Linked DNA regions of Homo sapiens: regions 1 and 2 are each linked to region 3. The links are chromatin loops, found by intact Hi-C in ENCODE. Cell type or tissue: PC-9. All regions are shown on one strand. Links, peaks and the distances in the headings refer to the core of each region. The heading gives the core; the rest is flanking DNA.

Evidence for each region. Peaks named below come from ENCODE experiments on the same cell type or tissue, not always from the same donor. Only the 100,000 strongest peaks of a DNase experiment are listed, where the experiment ranks them.
Region 1: a loop joins it to region 3, with 7 times the contacts of the local background. A loop is called at or near these places in 5 of 110 quality-filtered maps.
Region 2: a loop joins it to region 3, with 12 times the contacts of the local background. A loop is called at or near these places in 3 of 110 quality-filtered maps.

What each region holds. Positions count from the first base shown.
Region 1 is chr19:44,713,065-44,723,159 of GRCh38, forward strand. The region is part of intron 1 of CEACAM16-AS1 (CEACAM16, CEACAM19 and PVR antisense RNA 1); the gene reads right to left. Among named protein-coding and RNA genes, the nearest start is that of CEACAM16-AS1, 7.1 kb to the right of the region's middle. RefSeq lists enhancers at 9,238-9,387, 9,518-9,627, 9,698-9,757. In PC-9, for the core only: no CTCF peak of the experiment used is centred there; DNase peaks (open chromatin) are centred at 5,417 and 5,767; H3K4me3 peaks cover 613 bases; H3K27ac peaks cover 2,192 bases.
Region 2 is chr19:44,802,263-44,812,579 of GRCh38, forward strand. BCAM (basal cell adhesion molecule (Lutheran blood group)) reads left to right here and starts at 6,841. Exons shown (of 15, transcript NM_005581.5): 1 at 6,841-6,944; 2 at 8,963-9,084; 3 at 9,901-10,129; 4 at 10,216-10,286. The coding sequence starts at 6,863. RefSeq lists an enhancer at 10,015-10,317. In PC-9, for the core only: CTCF peaks have their summits at 5,809 and 6,008; DNase peaks (open chromatin) are centred at 5,019, 5,979 and 6,649; H3K4me3 peaks cover 1,456 bases; H3K27ac peaks cover 2,756 bases.
Region 3 is chr19:44,583,381-44,593,697 of GRCh38, forward strand. No RefSeq gene overlaps it. Among named protein-coding and RNA genes, the nearest start is that of IGSF23, 25 kb to the right of the region's middle. RefSeq lists enhancers at 6,071-6,570, 10,303-10,317. In PC-9, for the core only: a CTCF peak has its summit at 5,022; DNase peaks (open chromatin) are centred at 2,581, 4,701, 5,201, 5,561 and 1 weaker place; H3K4me3 peaks cover 2,445 bases; H3K27ac peaks cover 5,000 bases.

The sequences.
Region 1 (10,095 bases), core at 3,131-8,130, 130 kb after region 3:
GCAGTGAGCTATAATCACCCTACTGCACTCCATCCTGGGCGACAGAGCAAGACCTTGTCTCTAAAAAAAGAGAGAGAGAGAGAAAAGAGAAACTGGTCTGGTTGAAGCAAAGGTTGCTCAATAAATATACATTGACTGAAGAGGGATCTGTTGGTTGCTCCCCAGCCCACTGCCCTCCCTGCTTCCATGACACACGCACTGCCTCCCTCTCTAGAAGCTGAAAATGTCAGGTACTCACTTTCCCAAACTGCCTTGCAGCTGCAAGCAGCCATGTGACCAATTCAAGCCCATGAGGAAGGAGAGAGCCTAAAGTTCCACCCACTGACTCCACCTCACCGGAGGGGACACTGAGGGAGCTCTATGGAGTTTGAAAGCTATTATCTAAATTAGTGGTCTCCATTGTGGGGCTTCTAGCTGGGACGTGAGGATGGACTTGAGCCCATACTACTAACCCCAACACTATCCAGCCCAGAAAGAAGAAATAGCATCCATATTACCACCTTCACCCCACCCCCATCCACCCAAGTTCACATAAAAACTTGACATAGATGTGGCTAGAGTCTAGATATAACAGTTAGAAATTCTTGGCCGGGCGAGGTTGCTTATGCCTGTAATCCCAGCACTTTGGGAGGCCGAGGCGGGTGGATCACGAGGTCAGAAGTTCAAGACCATCCTGGCTAACATGGTGAAACCCCGTCTCTACTAAAAATAGAAAAAATTAGCCAGGTGCAGTGGCAGGCACCTGTAGTCCCAGCTACTGGGGAGGCTGAGGCAGGAGTATGGTGCAAACCTGGGAGGCGGAGTTTGCAGTGAGCCGAGATCATGCCACTGCACTCCAGCCTGGGCGACACAGCAAGACCCTGTCTCAAAAAAAGAAAAAAAAATTAGCTGGGCGTGGTGGCAGGTGCCTGTAGTCCCAGCTACTCGGGAGGCTGAGGCAGGAGAATGGCGTGAACCTGGGAGGCAGAGCTTGCAGTGAGCCGAGATCACGCCACTGCACTCCAGCCTGGGTGACACAGCGAGACTCTGTCTCGAAAAAAAAAAAAAAAAAAAGAAAGAAAGAAATTCTCTTCAGTGGCTAGGCTGGGCACTGTGGCTCACACCTGTAATCCCAGCACTTTGGGAGGCCGAGGTGGGCTGATCATCTGAGGTCAGGAGTTCGAGACCAGCCTGGCCAATATGGTGAAGCCCCATCTCTACTAAAAATACACAAAAATTAGCCGGGCATGGTGTGATCAAGAAAAAAAAAACAGAAGTATAAATAAGGAACACAAATAATAAAAAGCCAAGGAGATTAATATATAAGATAAAAGGGCACCTGTAATCCCTGCTACTTGGGAGGCTGAGGCAGGAGAATTGCTTGAACCCATGGGGCAGGGGTTGCAGTAAGCTGAGATCATACCATTGCACTCCAGCCTGGGTAACAAGAGTGAAACTCAGTCTCAAAAAACAAAACAAAAGAAATTATCTTCAGTGGCTAGTAAGAAATATTGGAACTAGCATAAACAATTAGGCAGAATAGATACACAGGGAGTAGCTTATATGGCTAGAAGATTATTTTTCTCATTTCTCAAACGTAAAAAATCTCCAGAAGCAGATTGTTCAGAGCTAGAATGGAGGCCCTGTAGTGTCATCAGGGACACAGCTCCTTCTATTCTTCTGTTCCATTATCCTTACCTTGGGGTTTCCATCCTCTCCATCACCTCATGGCCCAAGATGGCTGCTGGAGTCACAGCTGCCTCATCCATGTTCCAGGCAAGAAGCAGAAAGAAGGGAACAAAGGGAAACAAACAAAAAAAAACTCCCCCTAGCCAGTTTATGGACTGTGCCCCTTTTAAGGGAACTTTACCTAAGGCCCATCCAACAACCCCTGCTTAGATCTGATTGGCCAGCTCATAGTACCATGGCCACCCTAGCTGCAAGGGAGGCAGGGAATTGCAGTCATTGCCTTGGGTATGCTGCTGCCCCAATTAACATCAAGGTTCTTGTATTAAGAAAGGCAGAGAGAATGGGTCCCGGGTGGGCAGCTGGCAGGCTTGGCCACTCCAAGCTTTGGAACTTCTACCTCCTCAGCTAGGCAAAATGGCCTTCCTCACCTGAGCCCAAGGAGTAAGAGTCACAGCCCCCATAGCAGGGGTTTGAGAAAGATGGGAGCTGCTGCTCTGAGCTGTGATTGTGTGCAGTTGATGCAGAATGAGGCCAGCAGGAGGGGCAGAAGGAGGGAAGGAGAAGCAGCTCAGGTTTCTAGGTCAAGCAAAATCCCATAGCCTCAGGGTGTGGTGGAGGCTCAAATGTCCCCAAGACCAGGTCCTCCGTCCCTCTGGGCATCTCTGTGCTCTTTTACTGAATTATCTCAAGTAGTGCAATCCCCTTCATTAAGAGTGTAGGAAAGAATAATAACAATAACCACAAAATAATAATCACTCCTATATCTCGAGCATCAGTGTATTAGTCCATTCTCACATTGCTATAAAGACATACCTGAGACTGGGTAATTTATAAAGAAAAGAGGTTTAATCAGCTCATGATTCTGTGGGCTATACAGGCTTCTGCTTCTGGGGAGACCTCAGGAAACTTACAATCATGGCAGATGGTGAAAGGGAAGCAAGCACGTCTTCACATGGCCGGCAGGAGAGGAAGGTGGGGTGCTACACACTTTTAAACAAGCAGCACTAGGAGGATGGTGCTAAAACATTAGAAACTGCCCCCACGATCCAATCACCTCCCACGAGGTCCCTCCTCCTACACTGAGGATCATAACTGGACATGAGATTTGGGTGGGGACTAAGAACTAAACCATATCAATTGGTTTTATCCTTTTTCATGCAAGATCTCAATTCCTACAGCAGCTCTTAAGAGCAGTTACTATCATTCCCCCAACTTACAGGTGAGGAAACTAAGGCACAGAGACTTGAAAACTTTGCTCCAAGTCCCACAGTTCCCATGTGTCCTAGGTGGAGGTGCTGGTGGGGGAGTCCTCTCCATTCTTCAGCAGGGCAGAGGGTTTCAGGGCACAGCTCTGAGGACAGACAGAATTCTTTTTAGCTGTGGGAACTTGGGTACATTGCTTGCTTTTCCTCCTCGTAAAATGGAGATGATAATACTGCCCCTGCCTCCTAGGATTGTTGAAAAGATCACATTAGTTAATACAAGTAATGAGCCTGAAACATGGATGCTCAATAAATGCCTATGACCCAGACTAAGGTGTTAGATTTTAACAACAGGCAGATAGAAAAAGCAAAGATAACATTTTTCTTTTTCTTTTTTTTTTTTTTTTGAGACGGAGTTTTGCTCCTGTTGCCCAGGCTGGAGTGCAATGCATGATCTCGGCTCACCACAACCTCTGCTTCCTGGGTTCAAGCGATTCTCCTGCCTCAGCCTCCCCAGTAGCTGGGATTACAGACATGAGCCACCACACCCGGTTAATTTTTTTTTTTTTTTAGCATTTTTAGTAGAGACGGGGTTTCTCCATTTTGGTCAGGTTGGTCTCAGGTGATCCTGACCTCAGGTGATCCGCCCGCCTCAGCCTCCCAAAGTGCTGGGATTACAGGCATGAGCCACCGCGCCCGGCCATTTTTTTTTTTTTTTTTTTTTTTTTCCAGACCGGGTCTCAGCATTATCCAGACTGGAATACAGTGATGCAATCATGGCTCACTGCAGTCTCCCAAGCAGCTGGGACTACAGGCATGAGCCACCACGCCGGCCAATTGTTGCATTTTTTGTGGAGTCAGGGTCTTGTTCTGTTGTCCAGGCTGGTCTCAAACTCCTGGGCTCAAGCAATCCTTTCACTTCAGCCTCCTAAAGTGCTGGGATTACAGGTGTGAGCCACCACACCCTGCTTCAAAGATAACATTTGTCCTGGCGAACTTAATCCTACTAAGCAGGTTTGCTTCGCTTTATGTAATATATGATGTTCTTTACATTGTAATCACTGAGATTTGCTGACAAAAAGTAATAATAGGCCGGGCGCGGTGCCTCATGCCTGTAATCCCAGCACTTTGGGAGGCTGAGGCAGGCAGATCACCTAAGGTCAGGAGTTCGAGACCAGCCTAGCCAACATGGTGAAACCCCGTCTCTACTAAAAATACAAATAATTGCCAGATGTCATCATGTGCGCCTGTAATCCCAGCTACTTGGGAGGCTGAGGCATGAGAATCACTTGAACCCAGGAGGCAGAGGTTTCTGTGAGCGGAGATTGCACCACTGCACTCCGGCCTGGGCAACAAAGTGGACTCCATCTCAAAAAAAAAAAAAAGTAATAGGCAGATCACAAGATCAAGAGATTAAAACAATCCTGGCCAACATGGTGAAACCCTGTCTCTACTAAAAAATACAAAAATTAGTTGGCCGTGGTGGCACATACCTGTAGTCCCAGCTACTTGGGAGGCTGAGGCAGAAGAATTCGCTCGAACCCAGGAGGCGGAGTTTGCAGTGAGCCTAGATCGTGCCACTGCACTCCAGCCTGGAGACAGAGTGAGACTCTGTCTCAAAAAAAAAAAAAAGTAATAAAAGCAATAATAATAAATGTGTATGAGCTTTTAGAAACACGATGCTCATCATCGCAGGTTCCAGGGTAGGTGCTCTCAGCACAGGTTCTCTGACTTGCTCCTCAAAGCTTCCCTTTGAAATGGAACTATTAATACATTTCCCAAATCTCCTGTTTATTAACGTAAACATCCCTGCGAAGAGCACTGGCTAACGCCTGTTATCCCATCACTTTGGGAAGCTGAGGCAGGAGGATTACTTGAGGCCAGGAGTTCAAGAACAGCCTGGGCAACATTGCAAGACCCTATCTCTACAAAAAAAAACAAAAAACAAAAAAAAAAAACAGAATTATTTGGGCATGGCAGTACTTGTCTGTCATCCCAGCTACCTGGGAGGCTGAGATGGGAGCATTGCTTGCGCCTAGGATTTTGAGGCTGTAGTGAGCTGTGATGGTGCCATTGCACTCCAGCCTATGAGACAGAACAAGACCCTGTCTCAAAAATTAAAATAAAATAAAATAAGTTATATATCCCAGGCTTCTGCCTGGGCCCAGAAAACCTGTCTCTCCAGGGTGGGGACTTGAAAGAATTTTCTTTCTTTTTTTTTTCTTTTTTTTTTTTTTTTGAGACAGAGTCTTGCTCTGTCATCCAGGCTGGAGTGCAGTGGCATGATCTCAGCTCACTTCAACTTCTGCCTCCCGGGTTCAAGCTATTCTTGTGCCTCAGCCTCCCGAGTAGCTGAGATTATAGGCGCCTGCCACCACGCCCGGAAAGCAGAATTTTTAACAAAGGGTCTAGGGAATTTTTGTTAGCTGGGAAATTGGGGGACTCAGATGCAGAGACTGTTTGACAAAAAAAAAAAAAAAAGGAAAGTGAGACACCACAAAGAAGAGGAGGTGACTTGCCCAAAGTTACTCAGCCAGAAAGGAGCAGGGCCAGGATTTGGTCCAGAGAGGAGCAGGAACTAGTCCAGGGTCACGGAGCAGGTTTCAGATGAGGGCTGAGACTGGCGCCCTTCACTGTCCCGAGCAGGTCCGCAGTGGCTCCTCGCCTCCCCCATTAAGCCACGAAGCTCTGGTGGCGCCGGGGGCCCTCAGGTTCCACCAGCCGTGGGTGGGGAGGCAGACTATACCCCTCTCAGCCCCAATCCCTTCCCCCTCACCCAAGCTGCCTTTTCTCAAATAACCACACTGGGGAGGGCAGGGAGTCGGGGTGACCTTGAGGCCAGAATACACAATGGCCCAGTCCCTCTCTGGAGCCCTGCCAGGGAGAGGAAGGAAGCCTGCCCTGTTTTTTTCCATGGACTGGAATGTTGATTCAGGATGGAGAGCAGGGAGGAGGGAAGGGGGAGGTGGGAGAGAGAGAAAAAAAAAAAAGGAGGAAAGAGAAGGGAGTAGGAGGAGGGTGGAGGAGGGAGAAAAGGGGAACAGGGCAAAAAGGGAGAAGAAGGAGGTGGAGGAGGTGGAGGAGGAGGAGGGATGGGGAGGAAGAGGAGAAGAAAGAGGAAGGAGACAGAAGAGGAGCATGGAGGAGGGGGTGCCAAGGCCAGACTTTGGGAACCAAGGAATGAGCCCCATCAGCTTCAGCCCATCCTGACACACAGTGTGGAGAATGCAGAGTCCAGAGAGGGCACCCCAAATCTGCAAGGTTGCACAGGACCAGTGCAGCCAAAGGGCCTCACCTGTGCGGCTGCCTCCTGCCTGTGGAGGCAGGAGCTCCCTGAGTCCTCACAGAGACCTTCAGACGCAGGTGTCATGTTGCATGTTTCTCAGAAGAGGATACTGAGGCGCCCAGAGGTAAAGCCACATTTCCTGGAGCATCTCCCCTTCGGATCGGACTCCAGGGTCCTTACAATGGTCTGCAGGCCTGCCCGCCCGTCATTCCCTTCATCATCTCCTCTCCTTCACTCACTGCAGCCACCTGGCCTCCTGGCTATTGTTTGAACAAATCAAGCAACTCCTTCCTCGGGGCCTTTGCACTGGCTGTTCCCGCTGCCAGGAATTTCCTTCCCTCAGACACCTGCATCACTCCAGTCAGGTCTCTGCTCAGATGTCACCTCCTCAGAGGGGTCCCCTGTACACCCAAAGTTGTCTGGCTTTATTCTTCACAGCATTTATCACTTACACAACTAACCCAACTTTACATTTTATATTTCTTTTTTGTTTTCTTTTTTGAGACAGTCTTGCTCTGTTGCCCAGGCTGGAGTGCAACCGCACAATCACAGCTCACTGTGGCCTCGAACTCCTGGGCTCAAGCAATCCTCCTGCCTCACTCTCCTAAGTAGCTGGGACTACAAGTGCTCACCACCATGACCTGCTAATTTTATATATATATATATATATATATATATATATATATATATATATATATACACACACACACACACACACATATATATACACATACATATATATATACACACAAACATACATATATATACATACATATATATATATGTGTATATATATATATATATATATATATATATTTTTTTTTTTTTTTTTTTTTTTCCCTGAGATGGAGTCTTGCCCTCTCGTCCAGGCTACTAGAGTGCAGTAGTGCAATCTTGGCTCACTGCAACCTCCACCTCCCATGTCCAAGTGATTCTCCAGCCTCAGCATCCCGAGTAGCTGGGATTACAGTACCTGCCACCAGGCCCAACTAATGTTTGTATTTGTGTAGAGATGGGGTTTCACCATGTTGGCCAGGCTGGTCTTGAACTCTATCTAGAATATACAATATATCAAACATTTCAACACAAAAAAAAAAATCTGACTTTTTTTTTTTGGAGATGTAATCTCAATCTGTCACCCAGGCTAGAGTGCAGTGGCATGATCTCAGCTCACTCCAACCTCTGCCTCCCAGGTTCAAGTGATTCTCCTGCCTCAGCCTCCTGAGTAGTTGGAACTACAGGCTTGTACCACCACGCCCAGCTAATTTTTGTATTTTTAGTAGAGTCGGGGTTTCACCGTGTTGGCCAGGCTGGTTTCAAATTCCTGACCTCAAGTGATCGACCCGCATCGGCCTCCCGAAGTGCTGGGATTATAGGTGTGAGCCATCACGACTGGCCATTTTTTGTCTTTTTGATGACATCTTGCTCTGTCATCCAGGCTGAGTGCAGTGGCGCAACTATAGCTCACTGCAGCCTCCAATTCCTGGGTTCAAGCAATCCTCCCACATCAGCCTCCCAAGTGAGTAGCTGGGACCACCACTGTGCACCACCACACCTGGCTGTTTTTAACTTTTTGTGCAGACAGGGTCTCGCTGTATTGCTCAGGCTGGTCTCGAACTCCTGGCTTCAAGCAACCCTCCTACCTCTGCTTCCTAAAGTGCCAGGATTATAGGTGTAAGCCACCATGGCTGGCCAACAATATAATTTTTTAAACAGGCAAATTATCTTAACAGACATTTCTCAAAAGAAGACATACAATGGCCAACAAGTATATGAAAAAATACTCAACATCATACTCATTGGGGAAATGCAAATCAAAACAACAATGAGGTATTATTTCACCTGAGTTAGGATGGCTGTCATCAAAAAGACAAAAAATGGCCAGTTGTGATGGCTCACGCCTGTAATCTTAGCACTTCGGGAGGCCGATGTGGGCGGATCACTTGAGGTCAGGAATTCGAAACCAGCCTGGCCAACATGGTGAAACTTCAACTCTATTTTTGTAAAAATACAAAAATTAGCCAGGCATTGTGGTGCAAGCCTGTAATCCCAGCTACTCAGGAGCCTGAGGCAGGAGAATCACTTGAACCCAGGAGGCAGAGGTTGTGGTGAGCTGAGATGGCGCCATTGCGCTCCAGCCTGAGCAACAGAGAGAGGTTCCCTCTCAAAAAAAAAAAAAAAGAAAGAAAAAAAAAAAGGAGCAGGGATTCAGCTTTTGAGGGCCATGGCGAGGATTTTGGCCATCACCCCAAGTGAAGTAGGAGCCACAGAGGCTGGATGGGTTCTGATTCAGTTTCTTTTTTTTTTTTAGATGGAGACTTGCTCTGTCGCCCAGGCTGCAGTGCAGTGGCGCAATCTCGGCTCACTACAACCCCCGCCTCCTGGGTTCAAGTGATTCTCCTGCCTCAGCCTTCCCAGTAGCTGGGATTATAGGCATGTGCCAACTCACCCAGCTAATTTTGTTGTTGTTTTGTTTTGTTTTGTTTTTTGAGACAGAGTTTCACTCTTGTCTCCCAGGCTGAAGTGCAATGGTGCCCACTCAGCTCACTGTAACCTCTGCCTCCGGGGTTCAAGTGATTCTCCTACCTCAGCCTCCTGAGTAGCTGGGATTACAGGCATGCACTACCACGCCAAGCTAATTTTTGTATTTTTAGTAGAGACGGGGTTTTGCCATGTTGGCCAGGCTGGTCTTGAACTCCTGACCTCAGGTGATCCACCTGCCTCAGCCTCCCAAAGTGCTAGGATTGCAGGTGTGAGCCATCATGCCCGGCCCTGATTCAGGTTCTAACAGGATCCCTCTGGCCATGAGGTGGAAAGAGACTGTTGGGGGCAGAATTGTAAAGCGAGGGACAAGAAGAGTCAGGGGTCTCCAAGCTTTGAGCCTGAGCCACTGCAAGGATGAAGCTGCCATTTCTGAGGCCAGAAGGCTGCAGGCAGGGCTGGGTTGGAGATTGGAATGAAGATAGGTCTTGTTTGAGGCCAATGAGGAGGGAGCCTCACCCGAGGCACACAGGCTCCAGGCGGGAAGTTGGCGACAAGTTGTGGACTGTGGTTTTCACCCACCTCATGGGGCCCCCTCATCCTCTCCCCCAACTTCCCCTCACGCCGTGGTGGAGCCAGCTTTGTTTGTTTCCCCCCCATCATCCGTTTCATGATGGGGAAGACTGGTTTTCCCCTAACCCAACAGACACCTCTTCCCTCAGCCTGTCCCTGACCCTCCCACCTCGGGAAGCCCCGAGCGGGCCTCCCAGAATGTCCCGGCAGGAAGGGGCTGCTGCTACCGTTCATCCAGCCAGATGAACCCCAAAAGGGGAAGTGGGTCACCCGTAGTCACCCGGCTCATGGTCAGCTCGGGACTTCAGGATCTCGTCTCTTCACTGCACCCACCACAGCCCTGGGAGGTTTTCCATGCACGCTTCTCATTCTCCCCACATTTCACACGAGAAAACAGGGGCTCCAAGAGAGGCCCACACTCACCTAAGGAGCTCCAAAGATAGGGGCATCTGGATTTGAACCCAGGTCCTAGCAGATGTTGTTAGCTCAGAGGAGAAGGCAGAGAGGGTGAACAGAACCCAGCCTGCCCTCCCAGATCCAGTGGGAAGGCAGACTTGTCCCCAGGTAATAATAGCCCAGCAGTGTTCACAGCCTGGGATGGAGGAGCCCAGGAGGCTGCAGGAGCTCAGAGCGCATGCCTGACCCAGCCTGGGGTCAAGGAGGGCTTCCTGGAGGAAGGGACAGCTCATCTGATACCTAGAGGATGAGTGGGAGTTACTAGGTGTAAATAGTGCAGGGAGAGGGAAGAGTATGTGCAAAAGCCTAGGGTTGAGAGGAAACCTAGGGGCTCCAGCAAGGCGCAGTGGCTCATGCCTGTATTCCCAGCACTCTGGGAGGCCGAGGCGGGCGGATCATCTGAGGTCAGGAGTTCAAGACCAGCCTGGC
Region 2 (10,317 bases), core at 3,283-8,282, 220 kb after region 3:
CTTAAAAAAAGAAAAAAAAAAAAAAGAAACTGGGCCCCCAGCCTTCTCTGTGATACCCAGGAGTCCTGCTCTCAGGATTTAGAAGTCCAGAATCCCAAGTTTTCTGAGAATCGGGCATCCAACCCTCCTGCTTCATCATGGCAAAAAAAATCCCTGGACCTAGACCCAGATATCCAGGTTAAGTCCCTGGTCAAAAGGACCACACATTTCCCTGATGGTTATCCACCTTGCCTTGCCACGGTCTGTGCTCATCCCTCTCTCTGTCCTTCATTCCTCTCTGACATCTTTCTCCCAGAGTAACTGCTAACTTCCAGTCTAAATCTTGCTGAGGAAGAAGAGATACCACCTCATGATTCATCTTGGAGTGGCCCAAGCCTCCCTCCACCTTGTTTAAATTGCCCCATTCCCGGAGACCTTGCCCTGTGCCCAGCGCTGGGCTGAGCAATGCTGACCAGGAAGCAGTGATCACTGCCCCACTAGGGCTCACCTTCCACTAGAGGAAAGAGACCTGTCCCTAGACAGTGATGACCCAGAGTGGGCATGGCTGGGGTAGGGAATCCCAGGGGGCTACAGGAACCCAGAGTGGGCACCTGACTCAGCCTGGGAGGTCAGGGAGTGCTTCCAGGAGGAGGCGATGTCTGAGCTGATACTTAAAAGATGATGAGGCCAGACGTGGTGGCTCATGCCTGTAATCCCAGCACTTTGGGAGACTGAGGCAGGCGGGATGCTTGAGCTCAGAAGTTTGAGAACAGCCTGAGCAACGTGATGAAACTCCATCTCCACAAAAAATTTTGGAAAAATTAGCCAGGCATGGTGGCACATGCCTGTAAGTCCTAGCTACTCAGGAGGCTGAGGTGGGAGGATGGCTTGAGCCTGGGAGGTCAAGGCTTCAGTGAGCCGAGATTGCACCACTGCACTCCAGCCTGGGCAACATGGCAAGACCCTGTCTCAAAAAAGAAAAGAAAATTTTTTAAATGATGAAAAAGTATTCCAATGGACAGGAGGCTTGAAAGAATGTATCAGGGCCGGGCGCAGTGGCTCACAGCTGTAATCCCAGCACTTTGGGAGGCCGAGGCAGGTGGATCATCTGAGGTCAGGAGTGAAACCCCGTCTATACTTTCACCCCAACATGGTGAAACCCCGTCTGTACTAAAAATACAAAAATTAGCCAGGCATGGTGGCGGGCACCTGTAATCCCAGCTACTCGGGAGACTGAGGCAAGAGAATCACTTCAACCCAGGAGATGGAGGTTGCAGTGAGCCGAGATTGTGCCATTGCACTCCAGCCTGGGCAACAAGAGCGAAACTCTGAAAAAAAAAAAAAAAAAAGGAAGGAAGGGAGGGAGAGAGAGGAAAAGGAAGGAGGGAAGGAAGGAAGGAGAGAAAGAAAAGAAAGGAAGGAAGAAAGAAAGAAAGAAAAGAAAGAAAGAGAATTTTCACAGATTTAGTTCCAAGCAACAGATGCTACCTCAGGGGCAGAAAGGGAATTTATTGAGAGGATTTGGGGTCACTCACAGAATCCCAGGAGTGAACTGGGGAATCAGGATTGGAAAGTGAGCAGGAAGAATCCTGGCAACTGGCCAGCAATGGTAACCCAGCCACAGTGACACCACGGAACCGGTCTGATGAGGCCATGCTGGCGATGGCCACTAGACACTGTAGTTGTCTCGCTGCCTCTGCTGCCCCAGAAATAGGATATGGCTGCTCTTCTCATTAGCTGTTGCTGGTAATAAATCACTTCACAACTTAGCCGCAAATGACAGCAATCATTGCATTAAGTCTCATGGTTGCTGTGGGCTGGGATTTGAAGAAAGGCGTGGCTGGTTTGTTTTGGCTCAGGATGCAAACAAACAGTGCAATCAGTGATGCTTGCCACAGGGCGGCTGGGGGTGCTGGACAAGTGGGCATCTCTCTGTGGTCTCAGGGCCTCCCCCACCATATAGTCTCTGCACTGGCCAGCTTGGGCTTCCCCACAGCATGGCTGCCTCAAGGTAGTCAAACTTTATATGGCCGCTGAAGACCCAGGCAGAAGCTGCATGGCCTTTTCTAGCTCATTTTGGGAGTTCCGCAACTTCACTTCAGCTGAATTCTGTTGGTTGTATGCAAGTCACCAAACTGCACAGATTTGAGAGGAGGGTGCCATAGACCCCAGCTCTTGATGGAAAGAGTATCAAGCTCTCATTGTGGAAACACACATGGGATGAAAGACACTGTCACAACATGGCAAAACCCCATTCCTACAAAAAAAAAAAAATTAACTAGGAGTGGTGGTGCACACCTGTACTCACAGCTACCCAGGAGGCTGAGGTGAGAGGATCACTTGAGCCCTGGAGGACGAGGCTGCAGTGAGCCATGATCATGCCATTGCACTCCAACCTGGGTGACAGAGCAAGACCCTGTCTCAAAAAGAAAAAAGAAAGAGATTGTTGTAGCCGTCTTTGGAAAACAGAATCTGTCCCAGCTGCCATGCATGGCTGGAAGAGGTGGCCAATTCCTGATATTCAAAAGTGTGGAAGGATTTGCCAAGCTTAAGTCACCTTAGCTCCAACAGATGCAGGAAAGCAAACATCCATTCTTGTTGGCTTCAAGAGTGGGCAACAGAGGCTTTCAGACAGTAGGAATTTCCTTAAATGTGGGAAGGAGCTGCAGATGCTAGGTAATCCTTCCCGCAAAATATGTACTATAGCCCGCTCCTTTGGTTTTTTTTGTTGTGTTTTGTTTTTTAGACAAGGTCTCACTCTTTCACCCAGGCTGGAGTGTAGTAGCACGATCTTGGCTCATTGCAGCCTTGATCTCCCCAGTTCAAGCGATCCTCCCACCTCAGCCTCCTGAGTAGCTGGGACTACGAGCACAAACCACCACCACCCCCGGTTAATATGTATTTTTTGTAGATACAGGGTTTTGCCATGTTGCCCAGGCTGGTCCCAAATTCCTGGGCTCAAGCGATCCACCTGCCTCAGCCTCCCAAAGTGCTGGGATTGTAGGTATGAGCCACCACAGCTGGCTTTGAATGTTCAATATCAATAGGCCCTTTGCAGAAGTTCTTATCGAAACTTTCCCCGCACAACCGTCTCTCATTGTACAATCAAAAAATGCATTCACACTGCCACCCAATACAAAAAATTTCAATAGTTCCATTTTCCAGATCTGAGACTGGAATCAGGGAAGAACCATTCCCCTCCAAATATGTCATTCTCCCCATATTCCACAAGCTGTGAGCTAGTTGTAAAGTTAATCGTCACACACTGTGTGAAAAATAATGGGAAAAAAGGTCAAGAAAAGATAAGTCAGCCAGGCACTGTGGCTTCCGCCTGTAATCCCAACATTTTGGGAGGCTGAGGCTGGTGGATCACCTGAGGTTAGGGGTTCGAAACCAGCCTGGCCAACATGGTGAAACCCTGTCTCTACTAAAAACACAAAATTAGCCGGGCATGGTGGCGCATGCCTGTAATCCCAGCTACTTGGGAGGCTGAGGCAGGAGAATTGCTTGAACCTGGGAGGCGGAGGTTGCAGTGAGCCAAGATCACGCCATTGCATTCCAGCCTGGGCAACAAGAGTGAAACTCTGTCTCAAAAACAATGAAAAGGTAAGTCTGGCCAACCGTGGTGGCCCACACCTATAATCCCAGCACTTTGGGAGGCTGAGGTAGGAGGATCGCTTGAGCCCAGAGTTTCAGAAAAGATAAGCCTTGTTAGTTAAAATATGTGAGGATATACACCTGCGGCCGCATGGATGGAATTAGAACTTTTTTTTTTTTTTTTTTTTTTTTTGATACTGAGTCTCGCTCTGTCACCCAGGCTGGGGTGCAATGGCATGATCTCAGCTCACTGCAACCTCCACCTCCTAGGTTCAAGCAATTCTCCTGCCTCAGCCTCCCGAGTAGCTGGGATTACAGGCACCTGCCACAACCCCTGGCTAATTTTTTTATTTTAAGTAGAGAGGGGGTTTCACCATTTTGGCCAGGCTGGTCTCAAACTCCTGACCTCGGGTGATCCACCCACCTCGGCCTCCCAAAGTGCTGGGATTGCAGGCATGGGCCACCATGACTGGCCATTTTTATATTTTTTTGTAGAGACGGGGTTTCGCTATGTTGCCCAGGCTGGTCTCAAACTCCCGGGCTCAAGCAGTCCTCCCGCCTCAGGCTCCTAAATTGCTGGGATTACAGACGTGAGTCCCTGCGGCTGACCTGGACCTCAGCTTTTACCCTAAGTGAGACAGAAGTCATGGGAGGACCCTGGGGCAGAAGAGTGACATGAGTTGATTCACATGTAAAAGGAATCCTTCAGGCTGTTTTGTGAGAATAAATTACAGGGGACAAAGGCAGATGATGTTACAAGACTAGTTTCTGCAAGTCTGCAAGGGTCCACGGCTGCTGTTTTGGTGTTTCTGACTTTTCTCCTTCATACACATGCCATAGAGTTCTCCTCCCTCACCCAGAACCTCAGATGGCTAGGTTCTTCTTTTTTTTTTTTTTTTTTTTGAGACAGAATTTCACTCTTGTTGCCCAGGCAACATCGTGCAGTGGCACGATCTCAGCTCAGTGCAACCTCCACCTCCCAGATTCAAGCGATTCTCCTGCCTTAGCCTCCTGAGTAGCTGAGATTACAGGCATGTGCCACCACGCCCAGCTAATTTTGTATTTTTAGTAGAGATGCGGTTTCACCATGTTGGTCAGGCTGGTCTCGAACTCCTGACCTCAGGTGATCCACCCACCTCGGCCTCCTAAAGTGCTGGGATTACAGGCATGAGCCACAGCGCCCAGCCTCAGCTGGCTGGGTTCTTGAGGGAGGTGGAAGTGGGCGATGGCTGCTGAGAGGGCATGTACCAGGGTCCAGCCCAAACAGAAGGTGCACAGGCTGGGGACAGAAGAGCTAGGGTATGGGTGTCGGTGCTCACAGTGTGTGAGCTTGACAGCACCTGGGACTGTCTTGGAGTGCCGCCGCATTCCCCATGAGTGAGTTTGTATTGTATATCCTGGGATGCTCCAGTCTGGATGGAATCTGCACGTGAGTTTGTGTGCCTTGCAAACAAACCTTCCCTGAGCACCTGCACTGTGTCTGGTCTTGTGCTGGGCGGGGTGCCCAGGGGAGGAGCCCTTAGCTCACCACAGTGATCAAGACATCCCTGGCCCTGCCCTCACAGGCTCACAGTCCACTGAGGGAGACAGACCTATCCCCAGCCAGGGACCCCCAGAGTGTGCCGGGCTCAGGTGGGGGAGCCCAGAGGGGGAACCTGACCCAGCCAGGGAAGGCAGAGGGGACTTCCTGGAGGAGGGGATGGTACAGTTAATCCTAAAAGGTCTTTCCCAATGTAACAGTTGCTCTGTAGGATGGATGCAGTGGCTCATGCCTGTAATCCCAGCACTTTGGAAGGCAGGAGGATCACTTGAGCCCAAGAGTTGGAGACCAGCCTGGGCAACATAGTAATACCCTGTTTCTATTACCAAAAAAATACAAAAATTAGCTGGACATGGTAACACAAGCCTATAGTCCCAGCTACTTGGGAGGCTGAAGTGGAAGGATTGCTTGAGCCCAGGCGGTTGAGGTTTGAATGAGCTATGATTGCGCCCACTGCATTCCCGGCTGGGCAACAGAGCGAGACCCTGTCAAAAACAAAACAAACAAACAAAAAAAACGTTGGTCTCCTGTATGACCAATGGATAAAGTAACCTTGACCAGTCTAATAACTCCCAGGCTGACCTGTAATCCAAGCCTTCTCTGTATGTCTGAGCAGGCAAAGCCCAGCTCCAGGGCTACCTCAACCCCCAGGCTGATCAGAAGCTTGGGTAACCTCTCCCAGTGTGGCCAGCGACCCCCCACCCTCCCACGTTCTGACCACTGTCCTGGGCAACTAGTGACATCTAGTGGGGGATTTTGTCCCAGTCTGACCTGGCCTGTAGGGGCCTTGGGCAGTCGGACCTGTGACCCACGCTTCCTAGCAGTGGCTGGACTCCTCCCCCTTCCCGCAGGTGCCCTGGCCTCTTCCCCTGCCCTCCTCACCTGCTCTGGCCAGTCTGACTCCTCCCTTCCCCACAAGGTTGGGAGGGAATGAAGGAGAGAGCGGGAAGGAGGAAGGGAGGGTGGCATTCCTGGGATTCCCTGGATAGGGGGAAGAGTGGGAGGGCCTTCCATGGGTGAGCAAGCAGAGAGGGCACCCCGTACCCCACCCCCAGCCCCATCATCGAAGCGGCCTAGGAGGACCTGGATTTGAAGACCATTGAAAATAAGAGATTAAACCGGTTGATTCCAGGCTACTGGTCAGACGAGGAAAGCAGCCCAGAGCACTGACCACAGGGGAAAACATCTCCGGGCATACTGGGAGCAGCTGCTGGGGGCCACTGGTCAGGCTGCGGGGGTCACTGGTTGGACTGGGAGAGGCCAGTGCAGGCCACTCGGACGGCACGCTTGGGGCCATTAGTTACACTGGGAGAGGCCATCGCAGGCCACAGGTTGCAGTGGGGTCCTCTGGTTAAAATCGACGATGCCAGCCCAGGCTGCTGGTCACAGTGGGGACGAGTCCCCAAGGCCCCTGGTCAGAATAACGAGGAGAAGGTCCGCGATTGCCTGGTGAGATCCCAGCTCGGGTCACTGGCTACGCTGGTCGATCAGGCCCCCCGCTGCAGGCGCTGGTCAGTAAGCCCGGACAGCTCTAGGCTTGGGGGCGGACGAGCCCCGAGCCTGGCCCCGTGCACTGGGAGGTCCGCTCCGGGCAGTGGGAGGTCCTGGCCCCGCGCCCGGGCATCGGGGGACGAGGGGGGCCTGGAGGGCGGGGCGGGGCGGGGCTGCCGGGGGCGGGGCCTCTGGCTCCCAGCCCCGCAGCGGCCGAGCTGCAGCCCGGGCTCAGTCTCCGCCGCCGCCGTGAACATGGAGCCCCCGGACGCACCGGCCCAGGCGCGCGGGGCCCCGCGGCTGCTGTTGCTCGCAGTCCTGCTGGCGGCGCACCCAGGTATGGCTCGGGCTGAGGGCAAGGTGGGACTGGGGAGAGGCCCCTGGGGACCCCGGGAAAGCGAGGAGAAAGGGCTTTACCCTGACCCCAGGAAGCAAAATGTGGGGACCCCAAGGAGGAGGGATATGGGAGTGTTGGAAGGTACGCCTTCCAGTGAGAGAGATCTGGGGACAGCCAGGCAGGAGAGCTGGGGATACCCAGGCGGTGGATCAGAGACAACCAGAGAAGTCAGCCCCCTTCCCACTCAGCACCCTGGAATCTGGGTCCCACCTGCCTCCTCCCTCAGACCCTGGAATCTGGGCCCCCAGCCCCTCTTTCCTCAGACCCAGGAGTCCAGGCCTCCAGTGGCTAGAATAGCTTCCCCCAGGGCACAGAGGATCAAAACCCCAGGGCTCTCTCCCTCAAAGGTCCTCAAGTTTTGAGAGGTCCAGGGACCCCTTAGAGAAGCGAGGACCATGTGTCCCCACACCAGCGATCCACATGTATTTAGGAGTTTCCAGAGTCCAGTATAAAGAACCCGCCTCCCTCAGGAAAGGGCTGGAGCACCAGCCCCGGGCAGTGACAGTGGAACAAAGTGTTTCCAAGTGACAGGCCCCCTTCCTGGGGCCTCAGCTACATTTACACACCTGCATGAGGATAGAAGGAGAGGAGGCCGGGGGCTGGGGGGTGGGGGTGGGGGTGCTGGGGACAGAGGGACAGAGAGATGAGAGAGATTGGGGAAGAGAGAGGAACTCTCTGCCTCCACTTGTCTGCAGATCAGACCCAGCCTTAGGCACCAGCCTGGACCCCGTCACCCCTCCCTGGGGACAGGCTGGGGCCAGAGGTGAGCGCTTGGGAATCCAGGCCCCTGGCACACTCATGGTCAACAGTGGGTCCCCAGGGGTAGGGCTGGGCCAGATTGAGCAGAGAAGGGAAGGGAGTTTCTAAGAAGCACTGAGAGCTGATGCCAGGATGCCAGCCCAGAGGGTGAGGGAGGGTGGTGGTTTTTCTACAATAACTACTCCACCAGGCCCCAGCCTCCTCTTCCCTCTGATCCCAGGAGTCCAGGTGCCCAGCTTCCCAAGATCCTGGGCCTCAACCTTATCCTTTTGCAAGATGACTCGACTTATCCCGTTTGCTGTTGTATCAAACTGAGGGGGGCCAAGAGGCGGCTGGGGGCTCTGGCTCCAGGCCGGGCAGGTCTCAGCCAGCCTGTCCCTCCCACATTCCTGAAACCTGCCCAGCCCTGTCCCCCCTCACCGCCCCCACACATCCATCCCGCCTAAGCTCCGGGCCCAGCCGCAGCCCACACCCCAGCCCCTCACTCATGGGAGAGCGGAAGAGACCCAGGGACTGAGTGGTGCAGGTGCAGAGAGAGGCAGAGACAGGGACAGAGATGGAGACCCAAGAGGAGAGACACACGCAAAGGTGGAGACCAGGATGGAGAGAAACATTTATCCATCATCACAGAGGTGGCCCTGCCCAGGGTGCTGGAGGCAAATGGCTGAGCCAGGCCTGGCCCTGCCCTGGGGGGTGGCGTGTGCTCTGTTGGGATAAGCAAAGGCTGGTGCAGTATTACCCCAGGAGTGTTCAGCGGAGGCCACAGGGCCCTGTGCAGCCCAGAGGAGGAGCCCTGAGCTCTGCAAGTGCAGGGAGAGATGGATTTGAGACCCAGAGATGCAGGGAGAAGGGATGGAGGGCGAAAGGATCTCAGGGAGGAGGGGCTGGGGCCTAGACTCCTGGGTCTGAGGGAGGAGGGGCTGGGGCCTGGACTCCTGGGTCTGAGGGAGGAGGGGCTGGGGCCTAGACTCCTGGGTCTGAGGGAGGAGGGGCTGGGGCCTAGACTCCTGAGTCTGAGGGAGGAGGGGACAGGGGCCCAGATTCCTGGGTCTGAGGGAGGAGGGGCTGGCACCTGGACTCCTGGGTCTGAGGGAGGAGGGGCTGGGACCTGGACGCTTGTGTCCTGGGGGAGAGGGGACCCTGTCTGGAGGGCTCTTCCTGTTGGTGTGGTGGATGATAGCTCAGTTGCTCTCTTGCAGATGCCCAGGCGGAGGTGCGCTTGTCTGTACCCCCGCTGGTGGAGGTGATGCGAGGAAAGTCTGTCATTCTGGACTGCACCCCTACGGGAACCCACGACCATTATATGCTGGAATGGTTCCTTGTGAGTGCTTGGGGCTGGGGGGCCTGGAGTCAGGGCACAGCAGGGCAGCAAAGGTTCATTCTCTCATCAGTGCCTAAGGCCTGTAGAGATCCACCAAGCCACACTCCTTGTTACAGATGGGGTCACTGAGTCCCACTGAGGGGAAGGGATCTGCAAGGTGCCCCGTGTCTAGGCACAGCCAAGTCTAGAATGACATTGACCTGCTCTGGACTGCGGGCTCTTGAGAGAGAGAACAGAGACAGACATCAAGAAAGCAGAAGCCAGGCACGGTGGCTCACGCCTGTAATCCCAGCACTTTGGGAGGCCGAGGCGGGTGGATCACGAGGTCAAGAGATCAAGACTGTCCTGACCAACATGGTGAAACCCCGTCTCTACTAAAAATACAAAAATTAGCTGGGCGTGATGGCATGTGCCTGTAATCCCAGCTACTCAGGAGGCTGAGGCAGGAGAATCGCTTGAACCTGGGAGGTAGAGGTTGCAGTGAGCCGAGATCGAGCCAATGCTCTCCAGCCAGGCGACAGAGCAAGACTCTATCTCAAAAAAAAAGAGGAAAGAAAATGAGAGACAATCGGGAGAGGGAGAGACCAAGAGGAGAAGGGATGGGACCGGAATGAGATGGAGAAAAGGAGACAGGAAAAATCAAGAACTGATAGGGAATGGGGGCAGGAGAAGGTGGGGAGGGACAGAGGGACCAGGGAGACCCATAACAAGAGGAAAAGAGGCAGAGCCAGGAGCTGCAGAGAGAAAGGACCCAGAGAGAGAGAGACTGAGGAGCGCTGGGACACCCGGAGCTGAGAGCCTGCCCCGCGCCCACAGACCGACCGCTCGGGAGCTCGCCCCCGCCTAGCCTCGGCTGAGATGCAGGGCTCTGAGCTCCAGGTCACAATGCACGACACCCGGGGCCGCAGTCCCCCATACCAGCTGGACTCCCAGGGGCGCCTGGTGCTGGCTGAGGCCCAGGTGGGCGACGAGCGAGACTACGTGTGCGTGGTGAGGGCAGGGGCGGCAGGCACTGCTGAGGCCACTGCGCGGCTCAACGTGTTTGGTAAGTGTCCTCGGGCATCCCCCGAAGGGAGGCAGGCAGGGAGGGGCGCAGGGCAGGGGCTCCTGACGTGAACGTCTTTTTCACAGCAAAGCCAGAGGCCACTGAGGTCTCCCCCAACAAAGGGACACTGTCTGTGATGGAGGACTCTGCCCAGGAGGTACCTCTCGGGTGGACCTTGGCCCCAGGGT
Region 3 (10,317 bases), core at 1,920-6,919:
TGTAGAAATGAGGTCTCACTATGTTGTCCAGGTTGGTCTCAAACTCCTAGGCTCAAGCAATTCTCCTGCCTTAGCATCCCAAAGTGCTGGGATTCAACACAATTTTTTAATTGGCAAAGTACATGAATAGGCAACTCACAGAGGACATCATCTTCAAATGACTATCAAACTTAAGAAGAGATAGGCAGCTTCACTAGCGATGGAAATGTATTTTAAAACCACCTTGGGATACGAATGTTTATATGTACATGGAGCAAAAAAAAAGTGAAATATTAATTATATCCAGCAACAGGAAAGAGAACTGTTATAAACACTGTTCAAGTATTTGGTGGCCATTCACTGGCACTGGCTTGTACCCCTGCTGAGCTTGGGGGACAAGGAGCCACAGTGCGGAGCTTTGGGCGTCCCAGTCCACACTTCTGCCTCTGCACTCTCTTATTCCCGTGTGTGTGTATCCCTCTGTTGTAACACCCTAGCTCTCAGCAAGTGACAGGAAAGAGTCTAAAAGGCAAAGTTAGGGACAGGACAGGACCCTGCACCTGTGTTAATCACACCCCTTCACCCTCCAACAGGGCAGAAGCAACTCTCAATGCTATACTGCCTGTCCTAGCTTTGGCTGCCGTTTTTTTTGTTTTGTTTTTGTTTTTGTTTTTGTTTTTGTTTTTTGAGGCGGAGTCTTGCTCTGTTGCCCAGGCTGGAGTGCAATGGCTCGATCTTGGCTCACTGCAACCTCTGCCTCCTGGGGTCAAGCAGTTCTCCTACCTCAGCCTCCCGAGTAGCTGGGACTACAGGCGCCTGCCACCATACCCAGCTAATTTTTGTATTTTTAGTAGAGATGGGGTTTCACCATGCTGGCCAGGCTGATCCCAAACTCCTGACCTCATGATCTGCCCACCTTGGCCTCCCAAAGTGCTGGGATTACAGGCATGAGCCACAGCGCCCAGGCTGACTGCTGTTTTTTAGGCTCCCTGTGGTGGTGGGGAGTGTAGGGGTTGGTCAGGTAATGCTAATGGAAAAGAAGGGCAGACCCCAAATCTCTCCCCACCCGTGGCACCAGTCTTTCTACAATGGGAATGCTCCCACCCACGACTTCACCCTCATCCAGAACCCAACCACCTTCTGTTGCCTCATTAGTCCTGCTTCCAGCTTCTGAGGCATCTCCAGGGCTAGTGCAGGGGAAAGAGCCAGCAGAAAGGCCTGGACTGCCGTGATGCATTTTACCTTGTTTGTAGACATGGACTGAAAAGCTGCAAGACCAGCAATTATAAATGAGAATACCAGCTAACCTGTGAGTGGTTACTCTGTACCAGGCACTTTGCTAGGCATGCCACATACATGATCTCCTTTAATAACATAACCCATGATAACCCATGATAGGCCAGGTGCGGTGGCTCATGGCTGTAATCCTAGCACTTTGGGAGGCTGAGGTGGGTGGATCACCTGAGGTCGGGAGTTCAAGACCAGCCTGGCCAACATGGCAAAACCCCATCTCTACTAAAAATACAAAAAATTAGCCAGGTGTGGTGGCAGGCACCTGTAATCCCAGCTACTCTGGAGGCTGAGGCAGGAGAATCGCTTGAACCCAGGAGGCGGAGGTTGCAGTGAGCCAAGATCACACCAGTGCACTCCAGCCTGGGTGACAGAGCAAGACTCTGTCTCAAAAAAAATAAAATAAAGTGAAGTAACATAACCCATGAAAAACCTATATCGTAATCTCTGTTTTACAAAAGAAGAAACAGATGCTCAGCGAGGTATAGTAATTTGCCAAATGTCACTCTGCTAGAAAATAGCTGAGCCAGAATTCAAACCCAGAGCTTGTACTTTGAAGCATTTCCAATTTGCTCTTTGAACCAATTTGGAGGCTTTCATTTCTGGAAGCCAGGCTGTTGACAGCTTTCACTTCTTATACTTTTTCCCACCTAGAAAGGTCTGGCTGGGTGCAGACCAAATATGATTCTGGTGTCAATTTGAACAGACTGAACTCAAGTCCACATGGACCCTTCAGGATGGTCCAACTGGGAGAAGCCCTGAGGGTCACACAGAAGGGCCTCTCCACCTTCAACAAGTCTCCTGAGGATGAGGGCAGTGCACTTACCACTCAGCAAAGCCACACATGCATCCTCATTAGAGGGGCACCCTCTCTGCTGGAGAACCGGCAAGTCTCAAAATTGGGGCTTAGTCCAGGAGGGTTCTTGCCTTTGCCCAGGAAAGAATTCAAGGGTGAGCTGGTGGCGTTAGACAGCAATCTTTTATTGCACAGTACTGCTCCTTGCAGAGCAGGGCTATCTCATAGGTAATGTGCTCAGAGCAGGCAAGGTAGGGACTGTTGCCAACTGTATTTATACCCACTTATACCAACTTTCACTTACATGCAAATTAAGGGGTAGGTCAATGCAAATCGAGAGGTGGGTCATTTAGAATTTTCTAGGAAAATGGTGGTAAATTCCGGGTGATTTCCACACATTTGTAAACTGTCATGGCTCTGGTGAGAATGTCTTGTGCTAATGCACAATGAGGGCAGCTAAGGATTGCTTTTGTTGCCATCTGCTGGTTCCTGCCAGTTTTTTCATTCTGTCCCTTCAGGACTGAGAAATAAGTCCTGCCAACCTATCTCCTACCTCATCTTTTCCTCAGCCCAGTCGGGGATGGTGGGTGACTAAGAACCAGACTGGTTGGAAAAACATGCTGTGATTTAAACCTGTAATCTCATTCTGGATTTTTATAGCAGACAAGCCAGTTGGACATGCCCAGTCTTTTTGCCATAAAACCCCAATGTGCAAGGGAGACCAGACCAACTCCATTCTAGCTGAGGAGCCCCTGGCTGGGCTGCCTCTGGTCCATATTTTGCATCTCCTTATATCAAGTCTGAGCATTGTCTTCCAACCCACGGAGTTCTTGAATGATGGAGCCCAGCCTCTTGATGGGTATTGGCACTCAAGCTGGGCTCCTGGGAACCCCACATGGCCGCACCCCTCTCCCATGATGGGGGAGAATCTCCTCCCTGGACCCTCCCTGTGGGGGCATCAGAATCTCTGGGGCAGCAACAGGGCTGGAAGAGAAGCCTGGACTTCTCCAGAAACTGTGTCTGTATGGCCAGCACATGTTTTCACTTCCCATGGGTATTTATATGAGTGAAGGGCAGATATAGAGTATTAAGAGAATAAGGATCCTAAAAGCCTCCTTGGAGTCACCAAGGTCCTCCACAGTCCCTACAACCTTTAACTCCTCAGCTCCCCTCACCCAGGGAAATTCCAGTCAAATAGACTGAACCACACAAGTGGCCAAATAATTTCAGGGAAGTTTAAACCCCTTTCAGATGCGCTAGTTGATCATATCTTGCCAGTTATCCTCAAGCTCCCCAAGCCTTCCAGCCACCTCCAATAACTTCATAGAAACCACTGGTTGCTAATGATCACGGAGTCCTGGACTCCTTTGAAAATGCATTGAAAGTTGTGTGATCCTGGACTGAAGCTTCAGGCCCTTCCTCAGAATATGCAGATGTATGCACAATGCTTCACACAATGTCAGGGATCCTTTCCAAGGAAATTTACACCCAGACATATCATCATCCAACTGTGGAAAATCAAACACAAAGAAAAATCTCGAAAGCATCCAGAGAAAACTAAACACATCACTTATACCAAAACAACAATTCAGATGATGGCAGATTTCTCATCAGGAACCATAGTGGCCAGAAGAAAGTGGCACTTTTTTTTTAAGTGAAAGCAAATTTATTAAGAAAGAAAAGGAATAGGCCAGGTGCAGTGGCTCATGCCTGTAATCCCAGCACTTTGGGAGGCCAAGGCAGTGGCTCACGCTTGTAATCCCAGCACTTTGGGAGGCCAAGGCTTGAGGCCAGGAGTTTGAGAGCAGCCTGGGTAACATGGGGAAACCTTGTCTCTACAAAAAATACAAAAATTAGCTGAGCATGGTGGTGCATGCCTGTAATCCCAGACACTTGGGAGGCTAAGGCATGAGAATCAGGAGGCAGAGGTTGCAGCGAGTCAAGATTTGCCACTGTACTCCAGCCTGGGCCACAGAGCAAGACTGTCTCAAAAAAGAAAGAAGAAAGAAAGAGAGGAAGAAAGGAAAAAAGAAAAGAAAGAAAGAAAGAGAGAAACGAAGAAAGAGAGAGAAAGAGAAAGAAAGAAAGAAAGAAAGAAAGAAAGAAAGAAAGAAAGAAAGAAAGAAAGGAAGGAAGGAAGGAAGGAAGGAAGGAGGGAAGGAAGGAGAGAGAGAGAAAGAAAGAAAAGAAAGAGAAAGAAGAAAGAGGAAGAGAGAGAGAGAGAAAGAAAGAAAGGAAGGAAGGAAGGAGGGAAGGAAGGAGAGAGAGAAAGAAAGAAAGAAAAGAAAGAAAGAGAAAGAAGAAAGAGAAAGAAAGAGAGAAAAGGAATAAAAGAATGGCTACTCTATAGGCAGAGCAATGGCATGGGCTGCTCAACTGAGTACACTTACAGTTACTTCTTGATTATATGCCAAACAAAGGGTGGATTATTCATGAATTTTCCTGGAAAGGGGTGGGCAATTCCTGGAACTGAGGGTTCCTCCCCTTTTTAGACCATATAAGGTAAGTGCTAGATGTTGCCATGGCATTTCTAAACTGTCATGGTGCTTGTGGGCATATCTTTTAGCATGCTAATGTATTATAATTAGCACATAAGGAGCAATGAGCATGACCAGAGGTCACTTTTGTCGCCATCTTGGTTTTGGTGGGTTTGGCTGGCTTCTTTACCACATCCTGTTTCATCAGCAAAGTCTTTATGACCTGTATCTTGGTGGCACATTTTTTAAGTGCTGAAAGGAAAACAACTGTCAACCCAGAATTCTGAATCAAGTGAAAGCATTCTTTAGGTTTAGGAGTGAAGGTGAACATTGAGGTTAGCTCGGTTTCACCTTGAATATGTCTTAAATCCCCTATGCATGCAGTGAATGTGGTTTTATACATAAAATGTTGTACAGCAGTAGCTGTATGCATACTTACAGTGTGTACAGAGATGCTCAGTACCCAACAGGACAAATCTGCAAAATACAGCTTCACCATTGAGCCATAGATGGAGCTGCTGCCTCAAATTAGAGCTGTATTTCCACCTGTTTCTATAGTTAAAATTTCATAAATTAAATGTGTGTATGATGCAAGTCTACTGCAATTCCTTTACTAGAGAGAAGTTGCAAGAACCAATGATCCCTGTTTCTTTATATTCATGCCCTCATCTAATTCCTTCCCCCTGAGTGTGGGCTGTACCTAGTGACTCATTTCTAATGAATGAAGTACAGCAGAAAGTGATGGCTGTCACTTCTCAGATTGGGTTACAAAATGGCTGTTGCTTCTATTTTCAACTTCTCTCTCACTCTGTCTTGAATCACTTTCTGAGGGGAAAGCTACCTGCCAGTAGCAAACACCATCTGAGTGAGCTTGGGAGCAGAACAATCACCCCATACCCTCATCCCAAGTTGAGCTTTTGAATGACACTGCAGCCCCCGTCCAGTAGCTTGATCGCATCAGAGGGAAAAGACCTGGCTAAGCTGAGCCCAGATTCTTGACTCAAAGAGACTATGAGATAACAAATGTTTTATTGTCTTAAGCCACTACATTTTGGAGTAATTAGTCATACATCAATAAATAACTAATGCAGGTGGCCTTCTGGGACACAGAGGAGGATGGAGAAGGTTGAATATCAGAGAGCAGATCTTGGGGACAAAAACACAGAGTCCTCATCACAGGTTATCATGCGAGCCCAGAAAACAAGCATCTAACATCTCATCAATAATATGTTCCCACACACCACCAATACTTTTACCAAAAAAAGTACTAATAGCTAATATTTCAGTTTGTATTTTCTAAAATTGACTCCATATGGCTTTCCTTTGGTGGAAAAGGAAAAAGAAAATTTGTCTCTGTCATTAACTTAATGTGATGTGTCAAATTTTATTTTATTTTATTTTATTTATTTTTTGGAGCAGGGTCTCACTCTGTCACCCAGGCTGGAGTGCAGTGGTGCAATCTCAGCTCACTGCAACTTCTGCCTCCTGGGTTCAAGCAATTCTCATGCCTCACCCTCCTGAGTAGCTGAGATTACAGGCACACACCACCATGCCCAGGTCATTTTTTTTGTATTTTCAGTAGAGACAGGGTTTTACCATGTTGGCCAGGCTCGTCTCAAACTCCTGACCTCAAATGATCCACCCACCTCAGCCTCCCAAAGTGCTGGGATTACAGGCATGAGCCACCACGCCTGGCCAATGTGTCAAATTTTAGATGAGGACACAGAGAACAGGACAGAGGACCTGAACTTTAATAATCATTCTCATATCAAATATGGAAACCACGTTGTTACGGTTTAAATGCTTGTCTCCTTCAAAATTCATGTTGAAACTTAATAGGCAATGTGGCAGTATAGAAAGGTGGGACCTTTAGGGGGCGATTGGGTCATGCAGGTTCTGCTCTGATGAATGGATTAATCCATTCATGGGTTAATGGGTTAATGAATTAATAGGTTATTATGAGAGTGGCATTAGTAGCCTATAAGAAGAGGAAGAGAGACCTGAGCTAGCATGGCCCCTTGTCATGTGATGCCCTGCACTCTATAGACTGCAGAGAGTCCACACCAGCAAGAAGGCTCTCACGAGATGTGGCCCCTTAACCTTGGACTTCTCAGCTTCCATGACTGTAAGAAATAAGTTCCTTTTCTTTATAAATTACACAGTTTCAGATATTATGTTATAAGCAACAATTAGAAAATCTTTAAATCCACCTGGGACCTGGAAGCCCCCTCTGCGGCTTCAAGATGTCCTGCCTTTCTGAGCTAAACCAATGTATACCTTACATGTATCAATTTATGTCTTTGCCTATAATTTCTGTCTCCCTAAAATGTATAAAACTAAGCTATAACCCAACCACCTGGGCACGTGTTCTCAAGACTTCCTGAGGCTGTGTCATGGATCATGATCCTTAACCATGGCAAAATAAAATTCTAAATTGATTGAGACCTGTCTTAGATACTTTTTGGTTTGCAGCTGCAACCAAATGTCAGCCAGAGTTGCTGTCTCATCTGAGGCTCAACTCGGGAAGGATCTGCTTGGAAACCAGGGCGTTGGTAAGGGAGTAGACCACCCTTCATATTGTCTTATGTCCAATTTCTCCCTCCAAAGAAAGAAGAAGTAAAAACTAAAAGGCAGAAATGAAATCCACAGGCAGACAGCCCGGCACCACACCCTGGGCCTGGTAGTTAAAGATCGACCCCTGACCTAACCAGTTATGTTATCTACAGATTCCAGACATTGTATGGAAAAGCATTGTGAAAATCCCTGTCCTGTTCTGTTCTGTTCTGATTACCGGTACATGCAGCCCCCAGTCACATACCCCCTGCTTACTCAATCGATCACAACTCTCTCACACGGACCTCCTTGGAGTTGTAAGCCCTTAAAAGGGACAGGAATTGCTCATTAGGGGAGCTCAGTTTTTGGAGACGTGAGTCTTGCCAAAGCTACTGGCTGAATAAAGCCCTTCCTTCTTTAAGTCAGTGTCTGAGGGGTTTTGTCTGTAGCTTGTTCTGCTACATTGGCAGCATTCAATTGCTAACTGGTTGTAGGACTGAGGATCTCCATTTCTTGCTGGATTTTGCCCACATGGGCCTCCCAACATGACCACTTGTTTCCTCAAAGCCAGCAAGGGAGAGAGTCTCCTGGAAAGATGACTCTATGTTACAGAATTGCCAGAGGTGTTCAGACCAGAGCAACTAACACAGGAGACAGAAATTATTTAGGCAGATAGTGAGGGCAAAAGAGCTCTCAGCAGAACTTCCCTTCTAACAAAAAGTAGCCCAAGAAATCATTTTTCCTAACAAAGAGCAGCCTGAAAAATCGGGCTGCAAACATAAATAAGGAAGCTAGAAGCTTGCATGGGGGAGAGCCAGCAGCTGCACCAATAGAAAAGGGCTACCTGGGAGGGGAACATCACATACTCGGACCTGTCAGGAGGTGGGGGGATGGCGGGGAGAGCATTAGGACAAATACCTAATGTATGCGGGGCTTAAAACCTAGATGACGGGTTGATAGGTACAGCAAATCACCATGGCACATGTATACCTATGTAACAAACCTGCATGTTCTGCACTGTCATGCACGTCCATGTGAAGTGACCACCAAACAGGCTTTGTGTGAGCAATAAAGCTTTTTAATCAGCTGGGTGCAGGCAGACTGAATCCAAAAAAGGAGTCAGTAAAGGGAGATAGGGGTGGGGCATGTTTATAGGATTTGGGTACATAGTGGAAAATTATAGTTAAAGGGGATTGTTCTCTTGCGGGCAGGGGTGGGGGTCACAAGGTGCTCGGTGGGGAGCTCCAGAGACTAATTGTCCAGGAGAAGGAATATCACAAGGTAATGTCATCAGTTAAGGCAGGAACCGGCCATTTTCACTTATTTTGTGGTTCTTCAGTTGCCTTAGGCCATCTGGATGTATACATGCAGGCTTGGGCTCAGAGGCCTGATGTGCACATGTATCCCAGAACTTAAAGTAAAATAAAAATAAAAATAGATTCTAAAAAAGAAAGAAAAGGGCTACCTGCGGGGCAGGCATGTCCACCATGAAAGCTCAATCTTCCCTTTTTTGTTAGCAAGTATACAGTAAGAAAGAAATGGATAACATTGTGCAGCTCAGGCTGAAAACCCACCTGCATAATAAGACTGGGGTGGGGGCTGCCAGAAATTCATGCCCTGTGCAAATGGAACACCTGGTCCTAACCAGTTTCTTACACCCTATGTAGAGCAGGTACTGCCTCCCCACCAGCTCATCTATAAAAACCCCTGCATTTCACCATGGACCAGCAACCTATTTTTCTGGGACCCCCTCTCTGTAACAGACAGCTATTCTCTCTCTTTTGCCTATTAAACTTCTGCTGTCAACCTCACTCTTTTCTTTCCCCCCAGGGGAAAGTGTAAACGCAGTCACCCACTACCACAAATTATGCAGTAACCTCACTCTTTGTGTGTCCGTGTCCCAGTTCTCCATGGCCGTGAGACAACAAACCTCAGGTGTCACCTCAGAAATGAGGCCATTTCACAACTTCATCTTGTACAGGAGCTGGGTAAAATAGGGCTGACACTTCCTGGGCTGCATTCCCAAGAGGTTAGGCATTCATAGTCACAGGATGAGATAGGAGGCCAGCACGAGATAGGAGGCCAGCACAAGATAGGAGGCAAGCACAGGTCACAAACACCTTGCTGATAAAATGAAATGTGGTAAAGAAGCCAGCCAAAACCGAGATGGTGACAGGACTGACCTCTGGTAGTCCTCACTACTCTAATTATAACACATTATTAGCATGCTAAAAGACACTCCCACCAGCATCATTACAGTTTACAAATGCCATGACAATGTCCACAAGTTATCCTATGTGGTCTAAAAAGGGGAAGAACCCTCAGTTCCAGGAAATCCCTGCCCCTTTCCTGAAATACTCATGAATGACCCACACCTTGCTTAGCATATAATCAAAGAGTAACTGTAAATGTACTCAGCCGAGTAGCCCATGCCACTGCTGTGCCTATGGAGTAGCTACTCTTTATTCCTTTACGTTCTTAAAAAACTTGCTTTCACTTTATTCTATGAAAAAAATAGGCTGGGTGCAGTGGCTCATGCCTGTAATCCCAGGACTTTGGGAGGCTGAAGCAGGCGAATCACTTGAGGTCAGAAGTTTGAGACCAGACTGGCCAACATAGTGAAACCCCATCTCCACTAAAAATACAATAAATTAGCCAGGCGTGGTTGTGCGCGCCTGTTGTCCCAGCTACTTGGGAGGCTGAGGCAGGAGAATTGCTTGAACCCGGGAGGCGGAGGATGCAATGAGCTGAGATCGTGCCACTGCACTCCAGCCTGGGCGATAGAGTGAGACACTGTCACACACAAAAAAATAAAAATAAAAATAAAAATAAATGTATGGACTGCTTTGACGAGTGGAAGAAGTTGGGAGTAATGCCCTCAACTACTCTAGTGAGGTCATAAGACAAAAATAAAATAAATAAAAATATAAAATAATAAAATAGAAATAAATGTAAAATAAAATAAATACAAATATAAAATAAATGTATAATAAAATAAATACAAATATAAAATAAATGTAAAATAAAATAAATACAAATATAAAATAAATGTAAAATAAAATAAAAATGAATAAAGTAAATTAAAATAAAAATAAATTATTTTATTTTATATGTTGAAATAAAAAGGTTTTATATGTTGAAATCCTAATGCCCAAGGTGATGGTATTAGGAGATGAGGCTTGGGTCAGTGATGAGATCATGAGGGAGGAGCTCTCATAATGG